3 separate regions of the Homo sapiens genome follow, and all the other regions are linked to region 2. A link is an interaction called in ENCODE POLR2A ChIA-PET data of the cell type or tissue named here. Cell type or tissue: MCF 10A. All regions are shown on one strand. Each heading gives the region's core, and the rest is flanking DNA. Links, peaks and the distances in the headings are about the cores only.

Evidence for each region. ChIA-PET counts read pairs that join two places held together with the same protein. Peaks named below come from ENCODE experiments on the same cell type or tissue, not always from the same donor. Only the 100,000 strongest peaks of a DNase experiment are listed, where the experiment ranks them.
Region 1: POLR2A ChIA-PET joins it to region 2 with 5 read pairs; 1 of 35 experiments calls an interaction of 5 or more read pairs at or near these places.
Region 3: POLR2A ChIA-PET joins it to region 2 with 5 read pairs; 5 of 35 experiments call an interaction of 5 or more read pairs at or near these places.

What each region holds. Positions count from the first base shown.
Region 1 is chr2:19,645,938-19,654,022 of GRCh38, reverse strand. The region is part of intron 2 of LOC124905977; the gene reads left to right. Among named protein-coding and RNA genes, the nearest start is that of LINC01808, 180 kb to the right of the region's middle. In MCF 10A, for the core only: no CTCF peak of the experiment used is centred there; DNase peaks (open chromatin) are centred at 4,042 and 5,222.
Region 2 is chr2:20,062,126-20,070,210 of GRCh38, reverse strand. All of the region lies in intron 2 of LAPTM4A-DT (LAPTM4A divergent transcript), which reads right to left. Among named protein-coding and RNA genes, the nearest start is that of LAPTM4A-DT, 14 kb to the right of the region's middle. In MCF 10A, for the core only: no CTCF peak of the experiment used is centred there; DNase peaks (open chromatin) are centred at 2,060 and 3,820.
Region 3 is chr2:20,215,560-20,219,559 of GRCh38, reverse strand. The region is part of intron 1 of SDC1 (syndecan 1); the gene reads left to right. Among named protein-coding and RNA genes, the nearest start is that of SDC1, 7.6 kb to the left of the region's middle. RefSeq lists an enhancer at 3,570-4,000. In MCF 10A, for the core only: no CTCF peak of the experiment used is centred there; a DNase peak (open chromatin) is centred at 1,809.

The sequences.
Region 1 (8,085 bases), core at 2,526-6,525, 420 kb after region 2:
GTGTATATTTGTTCTTGATCTACAAGGCCAGGTATGTCCTGGGACTCAGGAAACTCAGTGTTTCAAACTTGCTTTGTGATAATGTCCTGCCTGTACCAAGCTCAGATTCTTCCAGTAGGGCCTCCAAGAAGGAGCATTTTCATGCAAAGGGATGGGCAGGCTCTGTGTCAGCTGTCAGCACCCGGGAAAGCAAAGGACCTGGAATGCTCTGTATTTAGCTGGTGACAGTGAGATGTCACAAAGAGTTACTTGGGGAAGACGACATTCAGCACGAACAATGACGTGGTCAGGAATCGCTCACCATCTATGATGACGTGGGGCTGACCAGCAGGAGATCAAAGCTGGCAGGCGCCTTGGCTGGGGTGGTAGCTGGCCACTGTGCTCCATCCTCTCTGCCCTCCTCCATAAACCATCTGTGACAGGGTGGCATCTCCAGCAGGCCGGCAGTGCAGAAGGGAACATGTGCAGCCATATTTCAGCCTGGACACCAGGACTTTAATGTGAACGCCTGCGTGTCTGGTGCTGAAGTTGCGCTGAAGCTGATTTGTGGCCGTCTGAATTTACAGCCTCGGAGAACAACAGCATCCACCAACTAGACCCATATGTGTTCAGTCCCCAAGCCTGGGTCTCAGAGAACAGCACAGGGGAAGGATGCGGAGGGGAGCAAGAAAGGAGATTTTATTTTGGTTCCCAGCAATCGGTGGTGAAATAGACACGCACACAGCGGTTTCCTAGTGGCATTTTAAGGGCATCCACCCGCTCTCACAACTCATCCTCCTTCTCTCTCTCACCCAAGGTTTTCTGCACAGCCTTGAGCTTGAAGAGATTTATAGAAGTAACTCAAAATCACAAACATCCTACTGTCCAAGGCTGGCACCACAAAGTCACCTGCTTAGTCTGGAATTCCCACGAACTCTTAATCTCATTACACCAGCTCTGAGCTTCAAAGACAGCAGGGCTCAGTTTTCCTTGTGGGTGGGACTGGATTGCTCTGCTCCCAGGCAAGCACAGAAAGACCCTATAGAAGGACACAGGGCCTGACTCACATAATGGGAGGGCTCCAGCAGGGCTCAGCCTCCCACAGTCTCTCCTGTTGCTGCTGCCTTGTGACAGGTCTGAACTCTCCTAAGCCAGGGAGATAAGCTAGCCCTCCACCAAGCCCTCTAGCTCCAAGATCCAGAAACCCAACAGTTAGTGAACATTCTAGCAGCTCTGCACTAGGCCTAATCCTATCAGGTTATGAATTACTCTTTCTTTCCCCAATAAAGAAAGAGTCTAAAATGCTTTCCCCCAGGGGCAGGTGACATAGACTTGTTCAGACTATGGCAGGGCCTGACATCAGCACCTGTCCTGAGAGCAGATATGCAGTCTCTGGGGTGAGTCCATGAGGGCACAGCAGGATGGAAGGGGAAATGGGGAGAAAGGTCTGCGAGTGGGTCATAGTTGCCAGGCTTGCGTTCTGTCTTCCACCCAGGAAACAGAAGGTATGGATGTTCCTGGGCATCTAACATTCTTTCTTGATCAATCCTTGTCAAGTGGCATTGTTTACGGGGAATGTAGCCTCTCTGCGAGTTAGGGGTGTGTGCGTGTGTGTGCATTTGTGCATATGCGCGCATGCACGCATATGCTTATGAGGAGAGACAGTGGTAGCAAGGTGACAGCAGAGATGAGGCATGACAGGTAGAAAGGGTTCCTAAATCAGAGTAAGAGGACTGTGTTCAAAGCAATGGCTCTGTCATGTCCTGGCAATGTGTACTTGGGCCAGTCACTGTGCTCTCTGAATGTGAGATTTCTTTGCTAGAAAAATGGATAATAATCCCTTCCCTGCTTACCGTCTTCCCAGGGCTGTTAGGATGACAAAGGAGAGGACGTATATGCAACATCATCCCATAGACTATAAATCAATAAACAAAATGGTGTGTGTGTGTTGGAGGGGGTGGGATATTATACACTCATAGGAAATCAGTAACAGCTTTAGAGCTCACCAGGCCCAATCCTCTGATTTTAGATAAGTTCAGAAAAGTTGAGAGGCTTGCTAAGGACATACAACATTAGGCTGATGACATAAGTGGTTAGATACAAAATAAGATGGAACTCATATGTATTTGGAAATTTAAAGAAATATTCAGAAAAATAACTCTATCTACTCTTAAAACAAGACTCCACCACCACCATGGAGCTGCTTTTTAGCTTTGTTTTGTTTTCATCACAGCTGTGGATGTTTCTGTCAACATTATTCCAAACTAATGTTCGGTTTGGATTTCTAACTGCCATAAAATCTCTCAACAAAGACACCACGTTCCTCTTTGTGGATTCCTTGGTTTCTTCCCTGACCACGCTGTTACTCTGTGACCTAGGAAAATGAGCCAGGGCGGGAGAGCAAGGGATTCACCAAGAAATGCTCACATTGGAGAATGATCCTGACCTCTGGATCATAAAGTGTGGATCATTGGCAAATTGCTTAAGATAACACTGTGGCAGGGAAAGTAATGTTCAGTTTAAAAAAAAAACTGGCATCAATTCTCTGAGGGAGAGAATTGTCTTTTGTTCTGCTAAATACTTTGATTACTTTTTGGAGTGTGGAAGGTGAGCTTCCCCCCAGGACATGGCTTAACTGAGCTAGACTGGATATGGCTTCCAATCTTGGCTGTGCATTAGAATCATCTGAGCTTTGAAAAAAATATGCATGCATGTACCCCACCTTTAGAGCCTCTGATGTGATTGGTCTATGCATGGGTATCTAAAAAAAAATTCCCCAGGAGATGTGATTCCCCTAGGCCAGAACCAAACAAGAGGGGCAGGGAGAAGAGTGACAGAAGTGGAGGGGCTGATGCTTGATGGGATACAAGAGAAGGAAAACGAATTCAATCTGGGTGGCAGTGGGTTGGGGCTCTTTGCAAAGAGATGGCAGTGAGGAGTTTTTAACAAGCAAGGGGTGTTAAAAAAGGAGTCACTGGCATTTAATTTTAGGTTGGTTGTTGTGATGCAGTGTAACCCCACCCTATACCTTCAAATTCCCATGGAAAGTCTCTACCTGCCAAGGCTAGTGTCCGTAGTACTGCGGGGAACGTGCAAAAACTAAGGCAGGCTCCAGTGATGGGCCGAGAAATTCCGACACCTGCAGAAGATGAAACTGGAGCAGGGTTAAGAATTCAGGAAGAATGGGAAATTGGAGCTAGAGGGAACTGGGACAAATAGAACCACCCTAAGAATCTTCTGATATATTGCCAGAGATGCTGGGGCTCCTACTGTTGGTGGGCAAAGCATTGAAGGTGATTTTATTTTAGTCTGAATACATAGCCACCAAGAACATGAACACTTACAAAGAGCTGAGACTTAAGCCAAGGAATAAGAAATAATTCACCATCTTCCACTCCATCCACCTTTCACACTCCACATGTGGAATATTTTATAGCTATCACAGCTCATTTGCATTCTTCTTGTTTTGAGCCTTCCAACAGGCCTCAGAGGTGGGTGAGGAGGGAATTTGTCACATTTCATTGGTGAGAAAAGGTAGTCATCAGTAGCTGGAAACTTGTGTACAGCGAGTTACAGCAGTGGTGGAGCTGTGGCTCCTGGCCTGAGCTTAGTGATCGCCCCGCCATTCCAGGCTGACGTTGGTTTTTCTGACCACCTCAGCCCTGGAGGGAGATCTTCTAAGACTCTCTAACAATGTGAGTTCCATATTCAACCATTATTTAATCTCTTCTCGTTCTTCCATTTTTCGTCTCCCCTCTCTTTCTTTTCTCTCCTGTTTCCCTTCTCCATCCCTCCTCCCCACTTCCCCAGTTCCCCATCTCCTCATCCTCCTCGGCCACTGCTTCTTTAGCATTTACAGGCCCGTGCTTTCACTGGATGGATCTCCCCCCAGAGCAGTAGCTTCACATATGAAGTACGTACAAAAATGTTTTCTAGTCCTTCTTCATTATTTGGTCTTCTGTGTTTCTTTATCCCGTTCCAGGATGAGTCAAATGTTCTTACCAGCATGTATTGCAGAATCACCGAGCCTGGAATTGGAAAGCACTTGCCCTCCCTATCTGTAAGGAACTTCCTGGGCTTGCTCACCATCACCACAAATTGTTGATGTAACACTCATTCTCGGCAGATACTGAGTACTAAATATGCTAACTGGTTTCAGCTGACCTTTGCTCTAGATTCAAAAGAAAGGAATGGTGACCCATTTTTCCCACATGGAAGTAAATAGCTGAGTGTATTTTATGCCCAGGTGTTTGCCATATAGCTTGATAGAAAACCATGTCCTGGAAAACTATAAGCCAATCTAACTTATAGAAATAAACGGAGTGAGAATCATTATTTTTTATTGGTACCACTTAATGTAAAGAAAATGCACATTTTCCAAAAATATGGAAAAAACATTGCGTTTGCCTTATTGGGTCCAAATGTTAGGTTTAAATTATTTTACTATGCAAAGTTTCTTTCATATCTTGGCAGTAGTGATTTCCATTTTTATTCCTTTGGTATCCATAATCTTATGAGAATCAAAAACATATGCTTTGAGATCACTGGATAGCTCCTCCTCCAACATGTAAAAAAATGCATGGGGAAGGTTATTGCTCTGGTAGCAAAAATACCAGGAACGCTATGGGAGAAAATTATGAGGACATCTAGGCTGGATGGGAAAGAGGTTCAAAGGTGCATTCTGGTTTTCATGCTTTTGATTTGCAAGTCATTAGACTGGAAGAGCCTCTGCCTCCTGCTGACTGCCACTAGGAATGAAATTTTTTCTTGCCTATTAGGGGATGCTTATTCAATGACTCCAGGTTTGTAGTATGTGAGGAGAATGAGAGGACTGGATTCTCCAGTGCTTCTTGAGATGGGGCACTTGTTGTCTGGAGGACTGGGCTAAAAGTAGATGGACTTCTGGCATTCCTTTGTCTGCAGGAGGAGGGGGCATTTGGCAGAGTAGGAGATGTATCATGGGGGTTTCAATCTCAGGAATTTTAGGCTCACAGAGATCAGGATAAGTCAATAAAAAGATTGAGTGCTTTACGTTCTTGCCTGAAAAAGTAATTATTAGAGAACAAATTTTGAGAACAGTCAGATATTAAGGGAAGGGAAGGTGAGAAGGTATGTGGAGAAGAAGAGAAAGGGCAGATGGAGGCTCAGCATCCCCCAGGGGTAGGATGTCAAGGGTTCGTGTTGGCCTTGCCCATGCACTGGGCTGTAGTCCAGCTGTTATGTCAGCAGGTTACACAGTGCTTCAGGGATCCTCACTCAGCCAGCCTCATTTTGCAATGTTTTAAATCCTTTTACTGGGAAGTGATGATTCAGTGCAATGTCATAGGGATCCCAGTGTAGGGTGGGAGCAAACTGACATGGTGCTACATTTCAGACCCTAGGTGTACCCAGAGAGATAAAAGATATGATTCTAATGCTATCAGTTTGAGTTTTGTCTGCCTCCAGAACAGAATGTACCATCTGTAGAGGTGACTGGACTTAGACTCAGAGCTGGGCAAACTTTAAGGCCTCTATACAACAAGCATGGTGGTCGAACACCTGTAAAGAAGTGGCTTCGGTCGGGCGCGGTGGCTCACGCCTGTAATCCCAGCACTTTGGGAGGCCGAAGCAGGCGGATCACAAGGTCAGGAGATCGACACTGTCCTGGCTAATGTGGTGAAACCCCGTCTCTACTAAAAATATAAAAAATTAGCCGGGCATGGTGGCAGGCACCTGTAATCCCAGCTACTTGGGAGGCTGAGGCAGGACAATCGCTTGAACTCAGGAGGTGGAGGTTGCAGTGAGCTGAGATTGCACCACTGCACTCCAGCCTGGGTGACAGAGCGAGACCAGGTCTCAAAAAAAAAAAAAAGAAGTGGCTTCATAGGCCTCACCTGTTGTTGGGGATGTAACTCGGAGGACTGAGCTGGCTCACAATTTTGCTTATTCCTTGTTCCAGGAGTAGCCCACGAGAGCCCTAAAAGCATTGGATTCAGAGCAAAGGGCTCAACTAGAGTTTTTGGATCCCATTGATTTTAGTGGGTTCATAAACTCTATTTGTGGAATATTATACACAGATCTGTGTATTCCGGAGATACAGAACTTTCATAAAATGCCATACACATTTTTGACTCCAAAAAAAAAAAAAGGCTAAAAATCTCTAAAATGGGGAATTCTCTACTTTTGGTGAAAATGGAGTAGTGATTACTATTAGTTAGAATCTTGTTTTTCTCAGAAGCCAGGGCTGGAGATGTTCCTCCAACTGTGCCTGCTTTTCCCATTCTGTCTTTCTCTCATCCCCCACTGCAGAGTTGGTGGCACCGGGACCTGAAGTCTTCTATCTCTTTTCCTTCATGTGCTACTCTCACTTCCCTAGCCAGGATGTGGGGTTGGTAAAAACAGGTCCCTTCTACCTGACGCTTGTAACTCGAGGCCCAGCCCTGAAGATCTGAGTTCTGGAGACTAGAGTTTCATGGCGATTGTTAAGGTGATTGTTGCAGGATTTTCAATGCCCTTCAAATCTGCTGCTCCTTCTCTTTCTGATTCAAACCCAGGGACTGTCCAGTGCAATGGCTCCAGACAATAGGAGCCTGTGATTTTGTTTCTCCAGTGATATTTGCTGATAGTTTCTGTGGTCTGCAGGTCTCTTTTGATGGGTAAGTGAGCTTACTTTTCAGTATGATATGGAACCCAAATCAGGCATTTAAGACTACATCTGATATATGGCTGACCTGTCCAGCCTAAGGTCTCTCCTCCCCTGTCTCAATTTCCCTCCAGGCCAAGCCTCTAATGTTTCCCAAAACACCCAGGACCACATCATTCCCTTGCCTCCTTTGTACCTGCTGTTTGTCTTGTCTGGGCTGTGGCCTTGCTCTGTGTACACAGCCAGATGCCCCACATTTTCTCTGTCCTTGAGTTTATGATTAGTGAACAAGTATCTTAATCCACAGGCCATTCTTGCCCGTATTTCTGCAACTCATATGCTACATTTGATCCTCAGCAAAGTTATCTTGGAATGACCTTTCTCCCCTAGTCCTTTTGGAAAACTCACTCTTCTTTCAAATTCAACAGAAGCATCTTATTCTCTATGAAACTCTGTGTGATTTCCCCAAGCCAAGCTGTTCCCTCTCTCTTTTAAGGCCCCTTGTACCTGGGGGCACATGATGATTCTTGCCCTGTTTTCTCTGTATTGCACTTTTTTCTCTACATGTCTGGGAGCGCCTCTACTTGTAAACTTCTTGAAGACAGAAATTGCATCTTAGTTACTCTGCCTTTTCCTACATTTCCATATCCAGCACTCAATAGGTGCTTAGTAAATGTTTCTGAATGAATGAATAAATAAATGAATGGCAGTCACTCATCTAAGTCCTAATTAGTCGTAAGGATGAAGAATAAATGCACTCCACTCACAAATAAGCAAATATAATTGAAGTAACACAACTATTCAAAATATTTTTTCATATTATCAATTAATCTTTGTATTATATGAGGTTGGTGCAAAAGTAATTGAGATTTTTGCCATTATGGCAAAAATCTCAATTACTTTTGCACCAACCTAATAAAAGTGTAGAGAAAGTTTACAATTGTATGCTTAATAACCAAGTGGAATAATAAAGACTCCCTTACACCAGGACTCCATGACCTCCCTTACCTTGACTTTCTGACATTGGCTAGGATGCCAGTCAGAAATGCTGAGTGCCTCCTGCATGACCATCAGCTCATTGATCTCTAGAAACCAGCACAGTCTCTTTGCCAAACAAGACCTTAAAAATACTCAGGGGAAGCACCCGCAGCATTTGGGAGGTAAAGTGCTGCATTTCTTTGGGTTTCTTTGTTGCATTTCTTTGCATTTCTTTGTTGAACATGATTCAGGAAGCAGGCTTGTGTACATCTGTGTGGACAGGACAGATGTAAGAGTCCCACCAGGAACTCACCTCATCAGGACCCCAGTCTTCTCCCAGGAGGGCTCACATTGCATATCTCAATGGCTCAGCCTCCTTGGTCTCTAGGTTTCCTCTGCAAACCAAATTTTCACTCATTCAGGGTGGCTCCTTCTGCAGATCCAAGTCCTGCTCAAAATTCTCTTCACTGTGAAATATCAATGAAGCTTAAAGGCAGGGATGGAGC
Region 2 (8,085 bases), core at 1,821-5,820:
CCTCCATCCATGTTAAGTGTCCTATGCAGATGTAGCATCTTTTGTCTTTTATACCATATTTTTACTGTACCTTTTCTATGTTTAGCTATGTTTAGATACACAAATACTTACTATTATGTTACAGTTGCCTACAGTATTCAGTACAGTAACATGCTGTATGGGTTTATAGCCTAGGAGCATAGTCTATACTATATAGCCAGGTGTGTAGTAGGTTACACCATCTAAGTTTGTGTAAGTATATCCTATGATGTTCATGCAACAATGAAATTGCCTAATGACACATTTCTCAGAATGTATGCCCATCATTAAGCAATGCATGACTGTATTATTTAAAAAAAATTTTTTAATGGTAGCATATTTTATATACTGTTCTATATCTGGCTTTTTTAATAATAATTTATCTTGGAGATATATATTATGTTCTTAGTACATTTAGAGCTACCTTTCTTTTTTTTTTGAGATGAAATCTTGCTCTATCTCCCAGGCTGGAGTGCAGTGGCACAATCTCAGCTCACTGCAACCTCCACCTCCCAGGTTCAAGCGAATCTCCTGCCTCAGCCTCCCAAGTAGCTGGAATTACAGGCACCAGCCACCATGCCTGGCTAATTTTTGTGTTTTTAGTAGAGATGGGTTTCACCATGTTGGCCAGGCTGGTCTTGAACTCCTCACATCAGGTGATCCACCCACCTCGGCCTCCCAAAGTGCTGGGATTACAGGCGTGAGCCACCGTGCCTAGCAGAGCTACTTTTCTTTTTAATGGCTGCATAGTGTTCCACTCATACCCATGATGGTTATTTATTTATTTATTTATTTATTTATTTATTTATTTATTTTGAGATGGAGCTTCTCTCTTTTGCCCAGGCTGGAGTGCAGTGGCAGGTTCGTGGCTCACTGCAACCTTTGCCTCCTGGGTTCAAGTGATTCTCCTGCCTTAGCCTCCTGAGTAGCTGGGGTTACAGGTGCATACCACCACGCCTGGCTAATTTTTTGTATTTTTAGTAGAGATGGGGTGTCACCATGTTGGTCAGGCTGGTCTCGATCTCCTGACCTTGTGATCTGCCTGCCTTGGCCTCCCAAAGTGCTGGGATTACAGGCATAAGCCACCATGCCCAGCCCCGGTTATTTTTTGTTTTATTTATTTATTTTGAGACAGAGTCTCGCTCTGTCACCAGGCTGGAGTGCAGTGGTGCAATCACGGCTCACTGCAACCTCTGCCTCTCGGGTTCAAGCGATTCTCCTGTCTCAGCCTCCCAAGTAGCTGAGATTACAGGCATGTGCTACCACACCTGGCTAATTTTTGTATTTTTAGTAAAGATGGGGTTTCACCATGTTGGCTAGGATGGTCTCGATCTCTTGACCTTGTGATCCACCTGCCTTGGCCTCCCAAAGTGCTGGGATTACAGGTGTGAGCCACTGTGCCTGGCCTGCCCTGGTTATTTTTATGTCAACTTGGCTGGGCCACAGAATGCCCAGCTACTTGGTCAGACATTATTTTGGATGTTTCTGTGAAGATGCTTTTGGATGAAACTTACATTTAAATCAGTGAACTCTGAGTAGGTAGATTGCCTTTCACAACACAAATGGGCCTCATCCAATTACTTGAAGGTCTCAGTAGAACAAAAAGTTGACCTTCCCCAATTAAGAGGGAATTCTGCCACAGACTGCTTTCAGACTTGAATTGCAATATCAGCTCTTTCATGTATCTCCAGGCTCAGTGCCTTTAAAGTCAAACTGCAACTGTTTCCTGCATTTCCAGCCCACTGGCCTCCCCCATTAGATTTTTGGCTTGGCAAACTTCCACAATCATGTGAGCCAATCTCTTAAAATAAATTTCTTCAAAAATACACAACACACACATACACACTTTCACTGTTTCTCTGAAAAATCCTGACTAATATAACACCATAGTCTATCTGACATAGTCCATTAATGGACACAGGTTTTTTCATTTTCCTGCTATTACAAACAATGCTGCAATGAATAAATATGTCATCATGCACGCGCCAAGCCCATATTTTAACCACTGTGTTATTTTGCTTCAGTACAAAGGAATTTAGAAAATCCCTCCAAGCAATAGCCAGGCTAGCTTGGGTATGTCTTGCTACAAATCTTAGTGTCATTAGTCACTAGGAAAGTGCAAATTGCAATCAAAATAAGCTATCCTTATGTATTAGTCCATTCTCGCATTACTATAAAGAAATGCCTGAGATTGAGTAATTTATAAAGAAACTATGTTTAATTGGCTGACAATTCTGCAGGCTGTACAGGAAGCATGGCAGCATCTGCTCCTGGAGAGGCCTCAGGAAACTTACAATCATGGCGGAAGGCAAAGGGGAAGCAGGCACATCTTACATGGCTGGAGCAGGAGGAAGCAGGGGGAGGTGCTACACACTTTTAAACAACTAGACCTCACGAGAACTCTATCACAAGACAGCACCAAGGAGATGGTGCTAAACCGTTGGAAACCAGCCCCATGATCCAATCATTTCCCAGTAGGCCCCACTTCCAACACTACAATTCAACATGAGATTTGGGCAGGGACACAGATCCAAACCATATTACCTTATATGCACCTACTAGAATGGTTAAAAGTATAGACTGGCCATATTAAGTGTTGGTGAAGATATGGAGCAACTGGAACTCACCCTGTTAGTGGGAGTATAAAATGGTGCAACTACTTTTTGGAACAGCCAATTTCTTAAAACAATAAAAATACATCTATGAGGTGACACCGACATTACACTCCTAGGTATTTTCCCAAGAGAAATGAAAGCATATGTCCGCACAAAGACATGCACACAAACGTTCATAGCAGCTTTATTTGTAGCAGCCAAAAACTGGAAACAACCAAAGGCCCATCAACTGGTAAATAAACAAATTGCACTGTATCATACAATGGAATTTTACACAGCAATAAAAAGGAGGGAACTATCAATTCCTGCAGCAATAAAAATGAGTCTGAAAATAATTATGCAGAGTGAAAGAAACCAGACAAAATGTGTAAATACTGTATGATTCCACTTATATAAAATTCTAGAAAATGCAAATTAATCTGTAGTAACAGAGAGCAAATCAGTGCTTGCCTGAGAACCGAGTTGGGGAGCCAGGAAACTTTTGGAGGTGAGGATATGTTCATTATTTTGATTGTGATGGCCATTTCACTTACGTTGAAACTCATCAGATTGTACACTTTCAATATATTCAGTTTATTGTATTTCAATTATATATCAAAAAACTATAAAACTCTTATTTTGAAAGTCAAAAGGTGAATAATAATGTTTTTGTTGTTTTGGTAAGTATTTTAGAACAATCTTAATCTCTCCATGTAAATGAATGCCTTAGGCAGATAGAGAGAATGTCAGATATTCAGAAAAGTAAAAGAGAAAAAGCACATTAATATTTTTCCAAAATATCGTCCCAGTTGCAAATTTATATTGTGAGTGTGCCCCCGACTCCCACACTGCCCTTCAGTTTCATGGCCCACCACACCCCAAGGCCATCCGAGCTGCACCATGCTGAACTAGCAGTTTTCCAGACACACCAGGCTGTGGTTACCATGATGGGTAGAGCAGGCAAAGCTAGGACCTGCTGCAAAGTCTCCAGAGAAGAGGCTCACTCTGCAAGATACCTGAGGATGTCCAAGGGCCCCATGCTCTTCCCTGATCTGAACTGAATGCTTCTTGCCTGGCCCTAAGCTGTGAAAGAGAAAGATGAGTCAGTACCACAGTGCTTGGCAAGATGCCAGCAAAGAGGCTGGGCACTCCTCACCACTTGGCAGCCTGGGCAAATGCCCACCTGCCAGGCCCATACAGGCCCTTGGCAGCTGCCCAGGTCCAGGGCTGGGTGCTGGGATGAGCAACAGAAAGCGGCTTTATGAAGCTCTTACTGTCAGCACAGGTCAGAGGCCAGAAGAAAATGGATGCACCGAGAGAAGAGAGGAAAGCTACACTCTGCAGGCAAGGGCCGAGCCAGTTCCCCAACACGCTGGCCCAGCCCTCTTTCATGGCTGCATGCCAGAGAGGCTGGGGCCTCTTCCAGATTCTCATGCTCTCTGTAATTCAGCAAGCCCCAAACTTGGTGGCCTGGGATTGTCCGGAAGCAGAAGACTAGGGCAGACTTTGACCTCTTCTATGTAGTTGTCACTGACATCCATTGTTCTTGGTGTCTGGAACTCCCTCCTTCCCCAACCAGCCCACATCTAGTTCCTCAACCCCTGGCAGAAGGGTCTGCTGGGCTTGTTATGCTTCTCTTGGACTTCAGAGGACAATATTCTCCATTTTATGAGCTAAACACCAGAGGTTAACATATCGTGCCCATCATCTGTGCACCCAGTAGGGACAAATGTCAATGGAAACTGCATTATTTATTATTTTTAAACATTATAGTCCGGGTGTTTGGCAAATCTATTTTTAGGATGAAGAGAGAGATGCTGAAAAGCTGAGATCTTGAAAACAAAAACGCCAAGGATTCTGGTTTCTTTGATTTCACTCGCTGAGATCCCCTTTTCAGCCCAGGACTCTGCCCACTCTCCTATTGTGCAGGGTTGCTGTCGCTTACACACACAGGATCTTTAAGTTCCCTGGAGACTCACAAACTTGGTTATGCTTGGTTATTTGTCTTGATTTTAGATGTTCAGCAGTAGCTATTAAATTGAATGGTGAGGGGTGGTAGAATATTTCACTCTCAGTAGTAAGTATTTAGAAGATCCTACCATTAAAAGCAATGTGGGGTAAACTCAGTGTACAAAGAATCCCAAGATCAAGTACTTGTGAGGTATTAAAAACCCACCGAAGGCAAAATCACTCAGAAGCCTCATTTGACCTTGTCCTGAATGTGGCAGGGATAGTAGGGGCAAATGTATTCCGCTCAGTTAGGAAATGTTTGACACATATGGTCAAGATCATTACAGCCTGGACTAGAGAACTAGGGAGATGTGTTTCATATTTTTCAGAAATAATACGGAGCCTAAGGATCAGACCAGAGGTGTGCCTTACCCACTATGTCTGATCCAACAGTATATTGGTCAGGGTTCAACCAGAGAAACAGAACCAGTAAGAGGTATGCACTAAGAGATTCTTGCAAGAAATTGGCTTCCACAGTTGTGGGGGCTGGCTGGGTGAGTCTGAAATTCCTAGGGCAGGCCTCAGGGAAGGGCAGGCCTCAGGGAAGGGCAGGCTGGGACTTTGGGGTGTGGCTGAAGCTGCTGTTACAGGTAGAGTTTCTTCTTCTACAGGGAAGAAGAAATTATATGCCCCAGATGATCTAGAATAATCCATTTTACTTAAATCAACTGATAATGGACTTTAATCATGTCTACAAAATACCTTCACAGCAACACTTAGATTAGTGTTTAATTGAATAAATGGAGACTGCTACTCAATCAGGGTGATACTTTAAAAAGCCATCACAACAGATTCCGCCTATGGGCCTCTGTCTAAGCCATTTCCAAGGCCCTCTTGAGAAATCTGGTGGATCAGTAGGTGAGGCAGCAACTGGGGCACCTGAAAGGTAAGTTCCCTATGATGTAAGGGTGAAGGTAAGTCCCCTACAATGAAGGGGTGAAGGGAGGGCCCCCAGCCCAGACCGTCAGGCACCACCCGGCTGTACACCTTTATACCATGGAATTTCAGGAAGCCCAGAGCCCCAGAACTGGGTGAACCTGTAGACACTCCTAGTCAAACTCTCTCATTGTCCATTAGGAAACCTATGGCCTGCATCAATGAAATAGCCAAGATCAACCAGAAAAAGAATATTGGTCTCCCATCTGCAAGACTGGGGAAAAAATTAGAAGACTGAGGGGATGAGGAAGGAAAGAAAACAGCCTAATGGAGAAGATCCTCAAACCTCAGACCTGGAAGTGAGCCTGGGGCTTCCCTAGTCTACCCCTGCATTGCACAGATGGGGAGACTGAGGCCCTAAGAGGCGGAAGAACTGACTCAAGCTCACTCTGTGAGTTGAGGGTGGAACTGGAACTGAACTCAGACCCACACCTCCTGGCAAAGTGCTCAATGCCCTCTGCCCGCGCAGCCCTCCTGCTCTCCTAACAAGCTAGAGACACTAAAAGCTGCCTCTCCAGGAGAATCGCTTGAATCCGGGAGGCAGAGGTTGCAGTGAGCCAAGATCGTGCCACTGCACTTCAGCCTGGCGACAGAGCAAGACTCCGTTTCAAAATACATACATACATACATGCATACATACATACATACATACATACATACATACATACATACAAAAGCTGCCTCTCTAACCCCCAGACATTTTGAATTCATGTTTTTGCCACAAAGTGTTCTTGGAATCAAAGAATCAATTCATTAATCTGGGTAATTAGTTTAGGAACCAGAGGGCTTGGAGACTGTGCTGTGAGAACAATTCCAAGCTCAGTCTCTACACTGAAAAACCTAACTACCTCTGACCTGTGTCCACAGGTGACACCTCAGCCTCAGCCAGGAAAAAGCTGGAGGCTCTGCACACGCCTCCCCCATCCCGCCCTCCCCAGTTCTTACCCCCAGAGGGACATATGGCTCAGGACAGGTATCCTGTGGGCAGTGGGGCAGGGACACCCTCCTCCTGTTCCTCTCCTGTATTTTACAAATGGCAACATGGAGCACAGAGAAATAATCTGTTCATGGCCATCCCACAAGCTAATGACTAAAAATTCTAGTCCTCTGTATTAGTTTGTTATCACGCTGCTGATAAAGACATACCCGAGACTGGGCAATTTACAGAAGAGGTTTAATCGACTTTCAGTTCCACCTGGCTGGGGAGGCCTCACAATCGTGGCAGAAGGTAAAAGGCAGTCTCACATGGCAGCAGACAAGAGAAGAGAGCTTGTGCAGGGAAACTCCCCTTTATAAAACCATCAGATCTCATGAGACTTACTCACTATGATGAGAATAGCATGGGAAAGCCCCGCCCCCATGATTCAATTACCTCCCACCGGGTCCCTCCCATAGCACGTGGGAATTCAAGATGAGTTTTGGGTGGGGACACAGCCAAACCATATCCTCTATTTCTCATTTCAATGTTTTTCTTTCTTATTTCAATGTTTTTCTTTCTTTCTTTTTTTTCTTTCTTTTTTTTTTTTTAACATTCATTTCCAGTTGATTCCAGCAGGGCAGCCCAGCACTTAGACAAGTCTACCCTGAAAGTGTCTGAAAGTGCTCAAAGTTTTCTTACTGAGTGTTAGTGGCCAGATGGAAGGTAGGCAGGCTTGGGAGGCTCAGTGAAGTATCATCTAGCTACGCCAAAGCTTACGTTAGAGGAGAAGTATTTAAGTATGGGTTTGAGGCCTCATGCTTCAAAAGAATCACACAGAGAAATATTGTGGGCCTCTGGGAGAAATTTGAGCCTTGGCTGGCTGCAAAGCTGCATAAACAGTGGTGATGACTGTGGTTAATCCAAACCCCACTCCGAGCTCTGCAGAGTCAGTTCTGCCTATGGCTCATGAAATCCCCACTCATTACTGAACCCTTTTAGGGAGGAAGAAACTGACACAAGTAGCAGAGGCAGAAAGCCACCCTGGTCACATCATGCAACTGCTGGGAGATGCCCTGTGTCATAAAAGGTCACATTTCTAAACGGCTAATGCTAACCCCAGATGCCAAAGCTGGGCAGAAGCAGGTTTGCAGAGCTCTCTAGAATACGTGTTCTTGTGAGCTTCAATGGCCCGGTTTTCTGCAATTCAGGGCAGATGACTCCATGTCTGGGTTGCCCATCCATCAGCAAAGATTTATCAAGCTGGGCTAGTGTTAGGTGGTTTGGTATATAAAAAGATTTAGAAACATGTCCCATCCCTCCAGGAGTTTGGTCTAGCCAAGGTAGTAAGACAAACTCACACCCAGATACTGAATAAAACCAGCCGGATGTGCTCTTGCCCAGCAGCAGGCGTGGACTCTGCCCGCACAGGGAATGTGAATGGTGCCCTCTGCAGTTGTGCACCACCATGGCCCAGGCTGGGGAGCTCAGAGGAAGAGCAGATCCCAGTGGGCTGGGCTGGGCAGGGCAGGGCAAGGAGGGTGGCTGTTCTATGCCCACATCCCTCTTCTTCCTTTCTCAGGTGGCAGTCACTGGCTGAGTTTTCTAGCC
Region 3 (4,000 bases), core at 1-4,000, 150 kb before region 2:
GCTCCAGGGGAAGGCTGATGTGTGTATGCCCCTCACCACAAGGAGGTATGTTTGGGGTGCAGGTTGTAGAGGTGAGGCCGCAGAGGCAAGACCCTGGGCTTGGGGCTACTTCAGCAACTGTCTTATCCAGCTGCAGGTGGTCATGGGGCCCACGCCATCGCTTCCCCTGGAAGAGTGAGCTTTACCTGTGATGTTACTGCTTTTGCCCGCCCTCAGGAAGCTTTCATTTAGGTGGAGAGACAGTGTGAGAAGGTCCCTGGCATTCCTGAGACAGGTGCACCGGGTCAGCTTGCCTGTGGTCAGTACTGTGGGGATCTCGGGGAGGGGTGGCCTGAGCCTCCCCTGGCAAGTGTCCTGCTTTTTGGCAGGGCCTGTAAGGGTGGGGGCAAGCTTATGGGGCAAGGGGGGTGTGCCGTGGGAAATCTTGGGTCTTGGGGCCATTGAGTCAGGAGAGCAGAACAGGCGGCGGCTGGACCTGCTCCTGCACTCAGTCACTTGCCCAGCGACCTCTCCTGCTGCGCTCGGGGCTTCCCGAGGCTGCCACTGGTTCCTCTCCCCACTGGGAGCCCCTCAAGGGTCTCTGACCTCCTGGCTTTTATGGCTTCGTGGCTGCCTAATTTTGTGTAGAGGATGGGCCTCCTCTGGCCGTCAGCCCTGGGAAAAACTCTCTGCCTAGTGATTCACCTGAGGGTTGCAGCACCATGAGATGCTGTGTGTGTGTGTGTCTGTGTGTGTGTGTGTCTGCGTGTGTATGTCTGTGTGTATATCTGTGTGTCTCCATGTGTCTGTGTGTGTGTCCATGCATCTGTGTGTCTTTGTCCATGTACGTGTGTGTGTCCCTCTATGTGTCTGTCTCTTTGTGTTTGTGTGCGTCCGTGTGTGTGTCCGTGTGTACGTGTGTCTCTGTGTGTGTGTGTGTCTGTGTGTTTATGTGTCTGTGTGTGTCTGCGTCCGTGTATATTTGTATCTGTGTGTGTCTGTGTCCGTGTATATGTGTGTCTCTGTGTGTGTGTGTCTGTGTGTGTGTGTGTCTGTGTGTGTGGTGGGGGGGTGCTTACTGCACAGGTTGCCACTGCATTTGGGCCTTGCCTGGGCACTCCTGACTTGCCTTCCCCTGTCAGGCTGCAGTCTCAGTTTTGGGGGGCCTGGTCACTACCTGGCTGCAGCTTCCTTTTCAGACACCAGCTTCCTTTCTGCCTCCCACCTCTGCTGGTGGCCTTTTCTCTTTTTCACTGTGGCTCTGACATCCATCATGGCCTTGGCCTTGGAAATCTGTGGGAGTTATTCCTACAGAGACGGGCAGTCAGGTCACCTGGCCTTCCTGGTTCAGCTGAGCCCCGACTGTTTGGCTGTGGCAGGCCATTGCCTCTCTGGGCCTCAGTTTCCTCCTCTGCCAAAGGGTCGTTCTTCCTGTCCTCAGTTCTGAGAGCCACATGGTTACAGAGAGACCTTATCCTGGGAAGGGCAGAGGTGGCACTGAAGGACTTGTTGGGGGCTCACATTTCTCTGCCAGTATTCTTTCTTGGGACTCGAAGGAGAGTTGGTTGCCCAAGGGGTCATCGGTGGGATGGGCAAGGCCAGTGGAGGGCAGGGCAGGCTGCTTGAGGGGTGGATTCGAGCTCCTTGTGGGAGCTGGAGTGGACAGAGGTGCCTGGGTGACGTTGGGCCAGGGCTGGGGCTGTATGATGTTCTCCGCACACACACCCAAGAGTCCTGGCACCTGCCCGAGGTCCGCTCAGCAGCAGGAATGAAGGCTGTGGCGGGCAGGTTGGGGCAGTGGGGAAGGCGGGCATGTTGATCAGTCCACTCATCAGCTGAGTCATGGTGCCAGGGCCACGGGTCCTCCCCTGAGACTCACCCAACCAACCTTGATCCACTGCAAGCCCTCTGGGGGCCGGCACGAGGCAGAGAGTGCAGCAAGACACAGCCGGGGCTCAGGGGCCTGGCTTTCTGTCTTGGCCCTGCCTCCTCTCTCTCGAGTGACTGTGTACAGAGGCCTCTCTTGGTCTCAGTGAACCCATCTGTGACATAGGGGGAAGGGGCTGAGAGGCAGAGGTGAGGCAATGCTTTTGGGTGTGCATGGCCTCTTGTGGCTGTGTCGTGTGACTGGTGGGTATCTGGGGGCCTGCCTGTGCTCTGCTGCCTCAAGTTCTGAGGGCTTCATGAGACCTATCTGGCTTGACCAGATCTAAAGCCCAGATCCTGGGTACCTGCTGTGTGCGTAGCCCTGTGCAGTGGTGAGAGTTCCATATCTGGTCCAGGGGATTCCTGTAAGAGAGGGTGGCTGTTACTGGAACCAGACGAGAGAGGTGGTCTCTGCAGTGACAATGAACGGGATTCGCGATTCAGCACCTGTCACGTCTCCCCACAGGAAGGGTTTTGTCCCAGAGTCCCACGATACAGCAGTATCGAACTAGGAGCCTGGGCTGTAAGGCAGGACATTTTATGGAGCTCCAAACCTGTGGGGCTGCCTTCTGGCCATGGGAAGTGTCAGGGCAGGGGGTCTCCCTGAGGGAGCTGCAAAGGCTGCCAGTCCTGCTCTAGGACCACTCGTGTGCACCATGGATCTCCAAAGGTGTTCAGGGAACTCTTCCCCACGGTGGCGTGAGCTTGAGTTCATAGTCATTTCCACGTGGGGCTGCCTGGCTCTCTCTGTGGATCTTCTGTGCTACTCAGCAGGCTGAGAGACAGAACTCTGGCGCCTGGCCTGGGATGCGTACGGTGAGGATTGCACGTCTGCCAGGGTGGGATGTGGGGAGGTTGGAGGAACTTCTGGAGGGCCGAGGAGCTCGTGGCCAACTATGGCATTTGTCATGAACTGGGTCCCAGAAAGCCCTTTAGAACTTGGGCCCTGGCCCTGCTGTTCCCATGCTACCAATACCAGTGGTGGCCGCTGATGCTCCAGGGACCTTACCTGGTTGGGGACTTGATTGTGTCAGAGTGGCATTGACTCTACCTCCAGTAGCTTCCTGTCATCCCTGCTGCCCAGGAAACTGTCCGAGGCCTTGGAAGGCCCATCTTATCTGTAGTGTTCCAGGCGAATATGATGGTCAGGTTTGGGCTTGCAGGGCCCGAGGTTGTGGGGCGTTTCAGGAGCCTCTGAGACCTTCCTAGAGGCTGGTGTCATTCCAGCTTCTCCCAGAGAAAACCGCAGGGTGCAGTGCTGCTGTGATGGTGACCATATCTCTTCCAGGATGGGGTATCGGGGAGGGTCCGGGCGGCAAGACCTCAAGGCTGGCCAGGGCCTGCGGGGCTGAGGGCCAGGCTGGGATTGTGGGCCGTGCTTGGGCTGCATGAGATCTTCAGGCCCTGCCCCCCACCTTCCTCCCTGAAAGGGACTTGGGGCCTGGGGGAAGAGCACAGGAGGAGTTTCCCTGGGGTCAGGCCTGGAAAGTCCAGGAAGCTCACCCCTGAGTCTCCTCGGGTGAATCTGCAGCAGTGACTGGTTGTCTTGGGCTCAGGGAATTGTAGAAAGGGCATAGAGCCCCCTGCCTCCCTCCCCACCTCCCGTGAATGAGGTTCATTCTTAGAGATCTTGTCTGGAGGCTGGGCATGCAGTGGGCACTCTGGCCCACCTGTCTTCCCTGTGTAAGGCAGTCACCTGAGCCTGAAGGCCTGGGCCTTCCTGCCTTTATTGAGTCCTGAGACCTTGGGGCTTCACAGCTGAGGTGGGACCGAGAACTAGCTGGCGTGGTTAGTCCCGGCTCGGGCTGGAGTGGAGAGGTGTTGTGGAGGCCAGGAGGAGCACAGGACACGGAGTCTAGCCCACCTGGATCACATCCGGACTTCATTGCTTCCTCCCTGTGTCATCGTGAGCACGATTCTTCACCTACCCCAGCCTCAGTTTCCTCATCTGTAAAATGGAGTTTCTCATATCCTGCCCCAGAGGGCTTTTGCAGAGGTTCCATGAAATACCATATGTGATATGATTGGGGCCCCTTCCTTGCCTAGAGCACAGAGAAGCAAGTCTAGGGGAGCACTGAGGCTGACCTGTGGGAAG